3 separate regions of the Homo sapiens genome follow, and regions 1 and 2 are each linked to region 3. Evidence: chromatin contacts called from ENCODE Hi-C or POLR2A ChIA-PET data. All regions are on one chromosome and are shown on one strand. The core of a region is the stretch at or near the end of the contact, and the rest is flanking DNA. Distances in the headings are between cores, read along the strand shown.

The links. Hi-C counts contacts between places; a loop is a spot of excess contacts on that map. ChIA-PET counts read pairs that join two places held with the same protein, here RNA polymerase II (POLR2A). Pooled maps may share reads with other maps.
Region 1: a loop to region 3 is called in a map of cardiac septum, with 5 times the contacts of the local background. The contact joins two enhancer-like sites. A Hi-C loop is called at or near these places in 13 of 168 maps with a recorded cell type or tissue (CD4-positive, alpha-beta T cell, Right ventricle myocardium inferior, cardiac septum and 4 more), 1 of 37 single-sample maps with no recorded cell type and 17 of 50 pooled maps. POLR2A ChIA-PET finds 5 or more read pairs at or near these places in 1 of 52 experiments (GM10248).
Region 2: a loop to region 3 is called in a pooled map of right cardiac atrium, with 2.5 times the contacts of the local background. The contact joins two enhancer-like sites. A Hi-C loop is called at or near these places in 2 of 50 pooled maps. POLR2A ChIA-PET finds 5 or more read pairs at or near these places in 2 of 52 experiments (OCI-LY7 and activated T-cell).

What each region holds. Positions count from the first base shown.
Region 1 is chr2:151,618,142-151,622,842 of GRCh38, forward strand. It overlaps NEB (nebulin), which reads right to left. Exons shown (of 182, transcript NM_001164508.2): 72 at 2,778-2,885; 73 at 1,310-1,621; 74 at 134-337. Among named protein-coding and RNA genes, the nearest start is that of NEB, 110 kb to the right of the region's middle. Within about 2 kb of position 1,275, at least 2 of the 41 ENCODE cell types and tissues checked have a DNase peak (open chromatin) inside an H3K27ac peak, as active enhancers do.
Region 2 is chr2:151,716,313-151,721,071 of GRCh38, forward strand. NEB (nebulin) reads right to left here. Exons shown (of 182, transcript NM_001164508.2): 10 at 1,104-1,208. Among named protein-coding and RNA genes, the nearest start is that of NEB, 16 kb to the right of the region's middle. Within about 2 kb of position 2,664, at least 2 of the 41 ENCODE cell types and tissues checked have a DNase peak (open chromatin) inside an H3K27ac peak, as active enhancers do.
Region 3 is chr2:152,002,564-152,007,273 of GRCh38, forward strand. The region is part of intron 2 of CACNB4 (calcium voltage-gated channel auxiliary subunit beta 4); the gene reads right to left. Among named protein-coding and RNA genes, the nearest start is that of CACNB4, 94 kb to the right of the region's middle. Within about 2 kb of position 2,253, at least 5 of the 41 ENCODE cell types and tissues checked have a DNase peak (open chromatin) inside an H3K27ac peak, as active enhancers do.

The sequences.
Region 1 (4,701 bases), core at 25-2,524, 390 kb before region 3:
TATTATAGTGGAAAAATCATTTAAGAAGGTATCATAATGCTTATTATTATCTTTAAAATGCAATAATATATCAGAATTTTTAAATTGTTCTGTGGTAACTTTCGGTATCTAACAGTGAGGATTGAAGACTCACCTTATTCATGTTTAAAGCATTGTTTTTTGCCAGCACCTGCTCCGGAGTGTCCGTTATACTGGTAAATTTCAGCGTTTCTGGACGCTGACGGTAGATAGTATCACTAAGTAATTCTCCAGCTCTCTTGGCCCTAACAACTTCCAAGGAATCAATCGGAACCCAGCCAATGCCTTTCATCCATTCAAGGTCTGACTTATACAAATTCTGCAGATCAACAGATAAGAAACAGATTTATTAATTAGTGTTTCAGATTCATAGTTACAAAATGGGTTATCCTAGAGAAACACAAAAATACCGATGAATAGTTAAGGTTCCTAGCATAGTCATTCACTCACTCACGCACATTATTGAATCCTAAGTGTATTTTTTTTTCTGAGCGTTTTTTTGGTACAGAGGAGTACAGCAAGAATGATAAAAGATCTTCTTTTAAAGTAAAAGACATGGTCCTGCCTATGACAGTATTACAAGATTTTTACAGAGAAGCATGCTTTTTTAGCCTTGGAAAATGTAGTCTAATAGCTCCAAATAAAACCACACACTGAGACTGATGGTGCGTGAGTACTGCAGTCAAAAAATTCTCACTTTTATTTCCATCTTCAAAAATCACAAAACTTCAAGTGTATAAAGGAAATGTGATGTTACAGAGATATGTTTGGTATTTCCTTAATTATTCATTTTATTTTACTCTCAATAGGACATGCTGAATGTTGATAAGTATTAGACGACTGGTTTCGAAAAACGTAAGAATGATAGAATTTTCCCATCAGTAAGTATAAAATGTAAATTAAAGTAATTTAGCATAATATGCTTTCCCTCTATCTCCCTACTGCCCTCTGCCAACAAACACACACATTTTTTTACTTCCTTAGCCAAAAGTTTGCAGTGATATATTTTTAAGGGCTAAGTTTCATCTGATTCAAACAAAGGAAGCCTGAATCCCTAGGAAGATTTATACCTGTTTAGAACTGATAATATTTACTTTGTTTCCTCTCCTACAGAGAACTTTTGGAGAAGAAAACAAATTGTAGTACCTCCAATGGGAAACTCCTTTCAGACATTTAATTGTAAATTGTTTGAAATATACAAACAAATTGCAGTTCATTGGCACTAGTCAGAACTCACAGACACGTTTCAGATCCGCTTTTAACATGCAGAGCTAACATCAAGGAAACTTACGTCACTCTGGAGGTCATAGGCTTTCCGTGCATGAATGATGTCATTCTGGTCGGGCAGGCAGATCCATTCATGCAGAGGATGTTTATAGTCCACATCGCTGACCAAGGTCTGACACTTCTTGGCCAAAACGATACCAAGCATGTCCACTGGGCTGCTGTACCTTGTCTTGTATTTCTCAAAATCTTTCTTGTACTCACGGTCACTCTGCACTTTGGCAATGTGGAGGGACCACATTATCTTGGGGTCATCGTGTACTGCTCGGGCGCCAATGTGGTGACCCAACTGTTTACGATATGCTTCTTTGTATTTGTACTGAAAGAGAGAATCCAGTAAATAAGAAGGAAGCACAAAGGGCTATTCCCTGTTGTTCTTTCTGTGGTGGTGCTTTCTATGAAATCTTTAAGGCAACAGAGGAGTTTCACTGGTCATGCTGCTGTAACGCCACATATTGGACTGTTGTGCTCATTGGCACATGTCCACAGAATAACCCCACAATGGTTCCTTTATATATGCTAGAGAATCATATGTTGGCAAAAAATGATAAAAAGTGAATACTGAAATGAAGAGTCCAATTACAGTAATAAACCATGATGGTGTCTCAGAAATCCATCATGTGAGTGAGCCTATTTAAGAACACACCTGGGGCGTATGTTTACATGGATCATTAAAATTTTCTAGCATAGTCTGAGAAGTAATTTCCTCTTCACAATTGATTTGGGAGAAATAGTTTTAAAATGGACAATTTCTGTTATTTAATAGGTAGAGAGTTTAAGTTTTACAAGATGAAAATTCTGGAAATCTGTTGTACAATAATATGAATATACTGAACCCCACCAAACAGTATACTTGAAAATGGTTAAGATGGTAAATTTTATTATATATATATGTATGTGTGTGTATATATATATATATATATATATATATATATATATATATATATATTTAACCAGAATTTAAACATTTAAAAACCTATAAAAATGAACAATTTTACTACTCTTGGATTAATTTTTAAGATGTCCAGGGATCTGATGTTTTCATTTTTAGGGTAAAGAAATATTGGTTCTGTGCACCACATAGAAAGAAGACTTTGTCTTTCCATGTTCATTTTCAAGTGATGGGGCAAACTCAGTTAAGCCTGCTTCTTTTCTGGCATCTTTGCCTTGAGTGTGTTCCAAGGAAGTTCCTGAGGTTTTGTGAGTAGCTCAGCATACACACATCTAGCTTTAATCGAGGCACTCACTCCTATTGAGCAAAGATCAAAAATAAGGAGTCAAATGAGCCACATTCCAGTCTAGGCTATGCCTCTGTGATGCTTGTGATCTTGGGCAAGTTATCTGTATCTCAACCCTCAGTATATTTGCCTATGCACTGAAGGGAGTTAAGGTGGATGATGACCAAAGAGACATCCAGCTGTATTCTGTGTGGCTGGCATGATGGTAAGAAATGTTAGGACTTGATCAGCTCTTACATCACTGGCAATATCCCGAGAGGCCTTGGCAGCCACAATGGGAATGGCATCACTTCTCAAGTCATAGCCTTCTTTCTTGGCTTCTTCCATGGCCTGACGATAGAGGCTCTGAGGAAAGAAGGAGTAGCTTTTAAATATAGAATTCACATTCACTCGAAAAGTATATTTTCTGCCAAAGGAAGACCACTTTTGGATGCAAAACTACATGAGTATGTTCAGCCTTAAATCAGAAAAAGAACTCTTTCTTTTACTTTCTGTTTATCCTTGGATATTTATTTAAATGAAAATTTCACATTCAGCAAGTTTTAACATCACAACCTCTCTTTGCACAAATCTTTTACACGTTATACATTAAATGAACACCTCTTAATGTGTTTAGATTGTTCACCATTTGCCCTTTTCATGAAACAATCAAGAAATGTTGATTTATTTAACTCCAAATTTGAATTGGGAACATTTTTACTAGCAGAGAACAGTATCATATAATAACATATAATAATACTACCACTAGGAGGATGTGTCCATAATCAAATTTAGTGCTGAACTAAAGATGTGTCATTCTTTCTGAATCTCTCTGTTAATGTTGATTTGCTCCCTATTATTTCATCAACTGCTGCAAGTTGTTCGAGGACATGAGGGTAGCAGGTACCAAAGATTTAGGAGTCAAAACTGCAAAACTTTTTTGACTTCTTCTGTGAATTGAGAAAGCACCACCACTGTTCAATTTCTGTGGCAGGACAGACATGCACAGAAGACAAAACACAAATGTTCCATGGAAGTGTCATTTGAGAACCACGCATTAAACAAATCATATATACCAATGGCTTTTAGCCCTTTTTGTGAACCAGTGATAAAAATTTTGACTGATTCTGTATCCTCTTAACGAAAAATTTTAAGTAATTGCCAACATCGGTATTCAATAAATCAAAACAAGATAAATATACAGTTTGATAATAATTTTTAAACATAAAAAGTAAAAATTTATTGGATCTCTTAATGAGACTTGTAGGAGCTCATGGTGGTTTGATTACAAAGTTTTGATGGGCAATAATGAATTAAGTTGTCTGGTAGAGTTTTGTGGGGTCTTTTTTATTGTTGTTTTTTGTTTTTTGAGACAGTCTCACTCTGTCGCCCAGGCTGGAGTGCAGTGGCACAATCTCGGCTCACTGCCTCCCAGGTTCAAGCGATTCTCGTGCCTCAGCCACCCGAGTAGCTGGGATTACAGGTGTGTGCCACCATGCCCAGCTAATTTTTGTATTCTTTAGTAGAGATGGGTGTTGCTGATCTCAAACTCTTGAACTCAAGTGATCCCTCCTGCCTCAGCCTCCCAAATTGCTGGGATTTCAGGCATGAGCCACTGCACCCAGCCATGTTTGGTAAAGTTTCGTTTTAATACTTTCAGACATGCATCATAGTAACTACTAGGATGAATATGACTATTTCTTTTTCTTTATTTAAAAAATGAAATCTTTATATTATCACACTTAGTCAAATATTTTAATGTATGTTTTAATATTTTAAAATGTATACTTTCCACCTTTTGCAAAACTTCAAACTTACAGAAAAGTTGCAAGAATGCTACAATGAATACCAACTATCCAATTTATTAACATTTTTGCCATATTTGCTTTCTCTAGCTCTCTCTTTATGTGTTTGTGTATTTCTTCATTTTACTTATTATTATTATTTTCAATTGTTGAACTGATTAAGAGAAAATTGTACACATTATGGCCTTCATCCTTGAATACTTTACCATGTATCTCCTAAGAATAAAGATATTTTTATATAATGACAGTATATGTATCAGACTCAGGAAATTTAATATTGATACAGTATTATTGTCTAGTATTATTCTCTTTTACTATCAAATATACGGTGAATATTCAAATTTCATCAAATGTCCCAATAATTTCCTTTATAGCAA
Region 2 (4,759 bases), core at 1,414-3,913, 290 kb before region 3:
TATTGTTAGTAGAGATGGGGTTTCACCATGTTGGCCAGGCTGGTCTCGAATTCCTGACAGGTGATCAACCCACCTTGGCCTCCCAAAGTGCTGGGATTACAGGTGTGAGCCACCGCGCCTGGCCAATATCAAAACTTTCAATGGATCATGTATTTATGTACAGTTCTAAAGTTAATTTCTGCTTAGCCTTGGGCAAAATTTCAGATTGATAGTATTCCTATTGGTGAAATTTTACTATACTTACTAGATCCTTTATCCAAACAGCTCATAGTTACACAGTTAGGTAATCTACAATATAAAACACTAATAAACATCACTGAATAGACATCATTATCCATATCATTTCATCATTCTTCTCTACTAGATACTTTACCCAGAAAATGCTTAAGATAAAAATCTTGAGGTTTCATCAAAATTCAAGCAGAACAAACTGACACTCATCTCCACAGAGGGCAAGATAAAGTATTTAAAAGCAGCAGTATCCCAGGAGAAAGTGGTCTGATTTGGACCAATTTAAAATAGGAATTTAGCATGGGCCTATTCATCAGCTAAGCATCTGTCTCTCTGCATTCCTCATCAGAGCCACATTCCTCAGAGCTAGTTTACTGCCTAAATATAGGTAGACTAAGCTGTTTGTTAGGGCCTTAAAAGTTATGAGGTCCACTGCCCACTGCTGTTAACTAAGCTATGTCTGAGACACATTCTTATTTTTCCAAGTGTGACGGATAAGATAGAACTATCCAAGGTCTTCACAGTGAATTTAAACCAGCTCTTCACGGAAGTGTGTGGTTATTTGGTGACTCTGTAGTATTACTGTCATAAGTAAAAATGTCAAGTGACATTAGAACATGGCTTCTGTTTTCAAAAGGTGATTTTCACATTTATCAATTACTGAGTCATCAAGCTGGCTAAACATTTATTAACACAGTTCTTGACGTTTATGGATGTATTGCTTTTGCTGTAGAGTCTTTGGGGATCATATGTAAAAATACTCCTAGTGTTTGTGTTTTATCTTCAGTCTCACCTTTAGTAACCCTCTCTGATGGTTGAAATTATTAAGCAGAGTCTTCAAGGGAGGCAATGTCCCAGCTCTATTTACTTACCTTGCTCACTTGATTGGTTACTTTCTTGGCAAATTCTATATCTGGAGGATCAGCCAGAGGCGTGAATTGAGCTTGCTGTTCAGCGAGACCTTTTTTGTAGGCAACCTGATGAAATAAAAGACAGGGATGTATTTTAAAAACGATTATGCTTTCATCTTTATTTGAAGTCTTAAATTTTAGTGTAACATGTTATAATTTGTCCTAGATGTTACATACCATTGCTCTCAGTACTGCTAGTGATTTCTATTTTGCTGAATTTTCTTCCCTCCTCCTCAAGACTCATGGCCCTAGATCTGCTTTCTTCCATTCATTTCCATGCCATGGTTTGCAACTGCAATTATTCTCTTAACCAGCGTCTTCAACTCCCAACCCCTTGTCTTTTTATCACATTCAATAAACCCCCAGCCTTGGATCGACTTGACCATATACCTCCTTTGTTCTTTTTTTTTTTTTTTTGAGACGGAGTCTCACTATGTTGCCCAGGCTGGAATGCAGTAGCGCGATCTCGGCTCACTGCAAGCTCCGCCTCCTGGGTTCAGGCCATTCTCCTGCCTCAGCCTCCCGAGCAGCTGGGACTACAGGCACCCGCCACCGTGCCCGGCTAATTTGTTGTATTTTTAGTAGAGACGGGGTTTCACCATGCTAGCCAGGCTGGGCTTGATCTCCTGACCTCATGGTCTGCCTGCCTTGGCCTCCCAAAGTGCTGGGATTACAGGCGTGAGCCACCGCGCCTGGCCAACTTCCTCTGTTCTTATGCCTAGGATGCTGAATGCCACAGAAGAAAACCTGCAACTCCATGGATTAGGCAATGCTAACATGATGAGTAGGGTTAAGAAGGACACAGGAAGAAGGTACAGGGCAGGGAGACTCTGAACCCCAGCACTTAGCTTGAAATCTACATGCCTGCCCAGTGGTATGTTCTGTGAACAACAGCTTGCTTGGGGCTCTGTGCCCAATACTCTATGACCCTATGGTATACTAATGCCATTTTGTCTTCAAGGAAACTTTCACAGCCCATTATGAGTCTCTGGTTAGTCCCTACTCTCAGGGGCCAGTCTAAAACCCCAACACTGTCCTTAAGCCCACAATCAACCCCACCTTACTCTCAGCTTCCTCTTTCATAGAGTGAAGAAACGCTACACACTTATCTTCTCCATATTCATCCCTGCGTCTCCCACCCCTTCCCTGGCTCAGAGGAGAAACATCCTTCAGAGGGAATGACTCCTGCACCCAGGGTGCTGCCCTTTCCAGCATATCCTTTTGCACCCAGCTCTCTCAGTCATCCCTCCTCTTTCTCACAACCCCAAACTCTCCTTCTTCATTAGCTCCTTCCCTTCAGCCTATAAAAGACTTCTATCACCTTAAAATAAGTATGGTGCCCACAAATAATGCATATCCTTCTCTCTTGCCCTCCTTTCTCTCTTCATTTCTGATTCCTCTGGTTCTTTTGTTCCACCAGACTTGGCCCCTGTTTCCAACAATGCAGAACTATTCATAGATCCCCAGATACATGAAGCCCTCAGATGCTTCACGGCCTCGTACATGCTGTTCCCTCTCCCCATCTGTCTGCAAACCGCTGTTTCCTCTCCATGGCTCAGGACACCATGACTCCCCTCTCAAGCCTTCCCTGACTCCTGAGCCAGACGTGATGACCTTCTCCTGGGATCTCACTCAACTTGGCCATTACCTCCTTTAGAGGGGTTGTCAGATGACACTGTAATTTTTTGTCTACATGTCTCTTTCCTCTTGACTGTGAGCTCTGGGATGGCAAAGAAGATGTCCTATCCTTGGGAACCCTTGTGGCCTGCATAGTACCTAGCTAGAGCAAGAGTCAATGACTGACATCTCAATGTGTGTCTTACACACTGAGGCCATGGGGGAATGTCTCAAGAGGAGAATTATCTTTCTAATCTTCCGTGACACAACTGTGAAGTTTCTACGATTATTTTCCCTTCCTCATGGCAGTGTTCTTATTTATCAAGTAAAGCAGTTGAATAATCCCAAGGTCCCAATCATCTTTATACTTTAACCAAGTCTAACTGTATCTTATCCCAATAATATCTACCTAGTGCCTATAACAAAAGCTTTCATGGACATCAAATCAATTGGGATACAAAAGACAGATTTTGAAATGTATTTACACAAATTCCACAAACAAGCCTGGCTTAATTTCTTTTAAATAAGTTAAGCAAGGCACAGTGACTCACGCCTGTAATCCCAGCACTTTGGGAGGCAAAGGCGGATGAATTGCTCAAAGGTTCAAGACCAGCCAGGGCAATACGGTGAAACCCTGTCTCTACCAAAAATACAAAAATTAGCCGGGTGTGGTGGTGTGCACCTGTAGTCCCAGCTACTTGGGAGGCTGAAGTGAGAGGATCACTTGAGCCTGGGAGGTGGAGGTTGCAATAAGCCAATAAGCCAAGATTGTATCACTGCACTCCAGCCTGGGTGAGAGAGTGAGACCCTGTCTCAAAAAAAAAAAAAAAAAAATACAAACTGAAGACTTCATTTTAGGCATAGGACAACAGGATTTTTCATGGCTGGTTAAGTCCTTAGGGTAAAAGCAACATTTGAATAGGATAAATGTTTATTAAGTATGACATCCTGCCAAGAAGTTTCAGACAAATCAGATCTAGAAGTCCTAATTTCTCAGGAACCTTCTTCAGAATTCTGTTTAGTTAGAATTCTGTTGTTATGGAGAATAATCTGATTTTTAAAAAAGTAAAAAAAAAAAGTTCAGTATTCTGCATCAGCTTAAAGACTCTTAGTGTGTGCAAAGTAGTTTGTCTCTACTTAGTTAATAAGGAAAACATGATAAGTAGATTAAGAAGGACACAGGAAGATAGTACAGGAGAGATAGCAACAGCATCTAAGCCCAAGCCCTTAGCCAGAAATCTATGTGCCTACACATGGTGCATTCTGCAAACAACAGCTTGCTTAGGGCTCTGTGCCCAATAATTGTAGAAGTTCATAGTACTGACAACAGTATTAATAGGCATGTCAATAATCTGATACTGAGTGCACACTTGGTCTGCAATTAAAATAAAAGCTATGCCTTAACTGTCACATCTTTTTGAGGAATAGCAGGGAAGACTTTACTTCATTATTGTATGTTCTCTTTCATTACATCTTCTACTGTAATTGCTCAAAACATGTGGCCAACTTTCATTGTTCAAAGTCCATAGCATTAGAATGGTATGAAGGTAATCCTTCATCTCTCCATTTGATAGATGAAGGGAGATAGGAGATTAACTGTCTTCTTGGAAACCTCTCCCAGGCTTACATGACATGGCATTTCCTGGTTCCTTTTCAACTTCGCTGTTTGTTCCCTCATCCTTTTGCTGGCTCCTGTTCAGTCCTAAGTGTGGGTGTCCTCCAAAACTCTGCCCTTGGCCATGCACTCTTCTGCTTCCCTCATAGATGTTCATGTCTTTGGCTATCACTTTGTTCTGATGACTCTCAAATATTAATTTCTTGCCCTGTTCTCATACCTGAGCAATGGAACTTTCTAATTTATCCATAGGATGCCTTGATCTGAAGTTTCCTTCAATCATCTCAACTCCATTTCTCTTTCCATTAACGCACCTTTACCAGCTGTGCCCCTACTCACCCAGACCACCAGTCTACAGTCAGAAGCTCCTCTAGGGCTTCTTTCT
Region 3 (4,710 bases), core at 1,003-3,502:
ACTTATCCAACTAACTAATTGTTGCCTTGGTCAAGTTAATTCACCTCTCTGAGACTTGGTTCTATCATCTATCAAATATATTTAACAATGTGTACCTTATACCACACAGAGTTGCTGTAAGAATTCAATGTAACCACATGTGATAGTGTGATTCAAATGTGCAGTATGGCTATTATCATTCACACCAAATAGATACAGCAGCATCAAAATGAGCTTGATACCATTCTATGTGGTGTTAGTGATGACCAAGGACTCAAAAGGAAGCATCTGTGGTTACATGCAATAAAGAGGTACTAGTGTTAGCAGGATTCCTATTTGAAATAACTTAGTATTTGCATTTTTGAGTTTAGCAGAAAGTCTCCATTTGAATTAATAAGGGTAGAAAATTTGAGAGCCCCAATTAGGTTCTGCATTTTTAAAATACATTCCATCAATGAACATCATGCAAAGCATGCTTTCCACTCCCAAGCAAATGAATTTCCATCTCCAGGGCCCATGGAAAATATAAAGTTTTGCCTGATACCATTTTCTTCCTGTAATTTAAAGACATTCATCTATACCATTTGCTTTATTATCCAGATTTTAAAAACATATCTCGGCCGGGCATGGTGCCTCACACCTGTAATCCCAGCACTTTGGGAGGCTGAGGCAGGCAGATTGCCTGAGGTCAGGAGTTCAAGACCAGTCTGGCCAATATGGTGAAACCCTGTCTCTATTAAAAATACAAAAAAAATTAGCCGGGCCTGGTGGCATGCACCTATAATCCCAGCTACTTGGGAGGCTGAGGCAGGGGAATTGCTTCAACCAGGGAGGTGGAGGTTGCAGTGAGCCAAGATTGTGCCACTGCACTCCAGCCTGGGCGACAGACCAAGATTCCATCTAAAAAAAAAAAAAAAATCTCTACAGCTGTTCTCATAACTTACACAGCCCCATTTTTCAAAACAGCTCTTGATGCGCTTATTATATTTTGACCTCCTCTCCAAAAGAAAGGAGACACATTTCAGTGAAAGCTTTAAGGTTTTTCTGCGGCAGTTCCCTCCTCCCCCTTCTCTGCTCTATTTTGGTATGGGTTACCTTTCACAGTGTTCTAGAGAAACCTCTCTTCGTTTTCCAGCCTCAAGGTAACTGGATAAAAATGTAATTCATCATTGTATTGACTATATTTAGATATACAGAATTCTTGAAATATTTACAGTAAAGAAGGAAGATTTTTAAGTTAGTTGAGGATGCTGGGATGGAGGAAAAGGAATATTTTAAAGAGAAATTAATAAAAAAAAAAACCTTACTTTAAAAAAAAACCAAACAAACATGGTCTCTGTCACCCAGGCTGGAGTGCAATGGTGCCATTAAGGCTCACTGCAGCCTTAAACTTCTGGGGTCAAGCAATCCTCTCACCTCTGCCTCCCAAGTACTCGGACCACAGGCACATGCCACCATGTCTGGTGACAGGATCTCGTTGTTACCCAGGCTGGTCTTGAACTCCTGGGCTCAAGTGATCCTCCTGCCTCAGTCTCCAAAAGCGCTGGGACTATAGGCATGAGCCACCGTGCCTGGTTGATTTGCTCAACTTTGACAAATCTTTGTAGGTACCTGAAGAACATGTACATTCCATAGCTATATCCTGAATAAGTAAGTCGGGTACCTGTGAGGAGGGCACCATACACCTTCCTTTATTTCCCTCTGAATGAACCCCTGGCAAACTCTCCTCTACCTACCCACTGCCCTGAGAGGTTCAGGCACTACCTAGTCCCTTCCAAGATCCTCCTCTCCTTTTCGATGTTCTGTGCAGAAGCCCCATTCCTGCCCTTCTGTGCAACTTAATTTAGCATATATTGGTCACACTTCTGCCCTGTGCAAGCCCCATGTTAAGGAAGGTCTTAGTTGAAAGCACTAGACCAATGTGCAAGAGCAGGTCCTGAGTTATTCAAAACTGGAAACAACCCCCGTGTCCCCCCTACTTTACATACATACACACACACACACACACACACACACACACACACACATGCTAACAACCAAAACCTCCTTCAGTCAATCCTGCCCCTCCTGCCTTCAGTGGAGTGGGCAGCTGATGCAGGAAGGAGTTGACTTATGAAATGACAGAGTCCCTTCTAGTTTTCCTGAAATTACAAAATCTACCAGCAGAATAGGGCTCCCGCAGCACCACTTAGCTGGGCTGGACAATGGGGATAGGGGAGGAGTCAGAGGCACTGTGGCAACCAGGTCACATCAGCATTCTTCAATAGGAAGACCATAAATATCAGTGGTTAAGCAGTTTTTCTGTTTCTTCAAGGCAGAGCCACAGCGGCGTTTCTTGTCTGTTTCTCTTTCTTAAGGAGCACTGGGTAGTGACATCTAGTGGTCCCTATTTAAATTACTCTTGGATGCAAATCAAAACCACAATGAGACACCATCTCACACCAGTCAGAATTGCTATTATTAAAAAGTCAAAAAATAACAGATGCTGGTGAGGTCGTGGCAAAAAAGAAATGCTTATAAACTGTTGGTGGGAATGCAAATTAGTTCAGCCCCTGTGGAAAGCACTTTGGAAATTTTGCAAAGAACTAAAAATAGAACTACCATTCAACCCAGCAGTTCCATTACTGGGTATCTACTCAAAGGAGAATGAATCTTTCTGCCATAAAGACACATGCATGTGTATGTTCATCGCAGTACTATTCACAGTAGCAAAGACATGGACTCAACCTACATGCCCATCAGTGGTGGATCAGACAAAGAAAACGTGGGACATATACATCAGGGAATACTAGGCAGTCATAAAAAGAACAAAATCAGGTTCTTTGCAGCAATGTGGATGCAGCAGGAGGCTGTCATCCTAAGAGAACTAATGCAGAAATGGAAAATCAAGAACTGAATGTTCTCACTTATAAGTGAGAGCTAAAATTTGGGGTCACACAGACATAAAGATGGGAACAAGAGACAATGGAGACTTCAAAAGGAGGGAGTGAGGGGGGCGGAAAAACTTCCTATTGGGTACTATGTTCATGATCTGGGTGAAGGGATCCATAGAAACACAAACCTCAGCACCACACAACCTCGTCCTTGGAACAAACCTGCACATGTATTTCTAAATCTACAATAAAAATGGAAACATTTCTTAAATTACTCTTGGACTACAGTGCCATGACAAAATAAATGAGAAACAGCTTTCAGGAAACTCAGAGTTAATTCTAAGTGCAAGTGCAACCACCACTGTGTCCCAGATTTCTGTCACAACCATTTCGGGCAAGTTACTTCCCCTTTCTGCACCTCCATTTCCTTATTTGTAAATAGGGATAACAATGGAACCAAGTACATGGGCTATTTGGAGGACTGAAGGAGATAATATATGCAAAATGCTCAGAACGGTGCCTGGCACATAGTCAGCATTCAACAATGTTCGCTATCATTAGTATTCTACTCCACCTGTCTTTGTCATACCATAAAAATCATTTTTTAAGTACTTAGTGAAAGTGCATCAATTTTTACCCATAATCTTCTAGTGCTATTGACACAGCCAGGAAGATATGCCTCATATACCATGTGGTCTTGCATATGCCCTCGACACCACTCTGCATGCCTTCAAAGGGCACAGCAACCTCACCATCAGAAGTTCAATGTCATCCAAGCCCATCAGTGGCCCACATTGCCCAGGATTTATGTTTGAGATCTGAATGTCTCAGGTGGGATGTGCTCTATTCAGCTTGCCACAGTCCATACTACTCCCTGTCACCTGGACTAAGCCACTTGTCTCACATTTGTTACCTGCTGGCCTCTGAAAACACTTGAGTTTGAGTTTGATGCCCCCGTTCCATATCTCTCTTTTTTCTTTTCTTTCTTTTTTTTTTTTTTTCTTTGAGATGGAGTCTCACTCTGTTGTCCAGGCTGGAGTGCAGTGATGCAGTCTCGGCTCACTGAAACCTCCGCCTCCTGGGTTCAAGCGATTCATGCCTCAGCCTCCCAAGTAGCTGGGACTACAGGTGTGAGCCACCACATCTGGCTAATTTTTGTACTTTTTAGTAGGGTTTTGACATGGTGGCCAGGCGGGTTTCAAACTCCTGACCTCAAGTGATCCACCTGCCTTGGCCTCCCAAAGTGCTGGGATTACAGGCATGAGACACCACGCCTGGCCCTATATCTCTTACTCTGGGATTGAAAGCCTTTCATTATCTGCCCTGGTAGTCACGTTTCATTCATACGAACCCTACATACCAACCATCGTCATGGCAGCTGAATATTTAAGTTCCCACCAGTTTCTGGATCTTTCCTTAGCCAGCTCCTATCTATCTAGAATACCTCCTATCCTCTTTCCACCCCAATCCTGCCTCTCCTCCAAGGTCCACCTTCAATTACACGGCTACCTTAGAAACTTCCCATTGACTAGTAGAGCCTTAAGTAATCTTCCCTTTCTCAGTTGTGTCATCTATAAAGCAGGGCTAATAAGTACCTGTTTCAGAGGGTTGCTGGAGATGAGCAATAAGTTAGATGAGTTAATAAGTACTTTGTGCCGGCAAGTCACACCTGGTCTGTCAATAAGGCCTTACTGTTACCATTTTATCCCTCTCCGCTGACAACTCTACCACCTATTGTATTTTTGTGTATGTGCCTTTTTTTTAACCATTTTTCAAATCATGGGAAAATATGCATAACAAAATGTAGCATTTTAACCATCCGTAAGTGTGCAGTTCAGTGATATTAACTACATTCAAA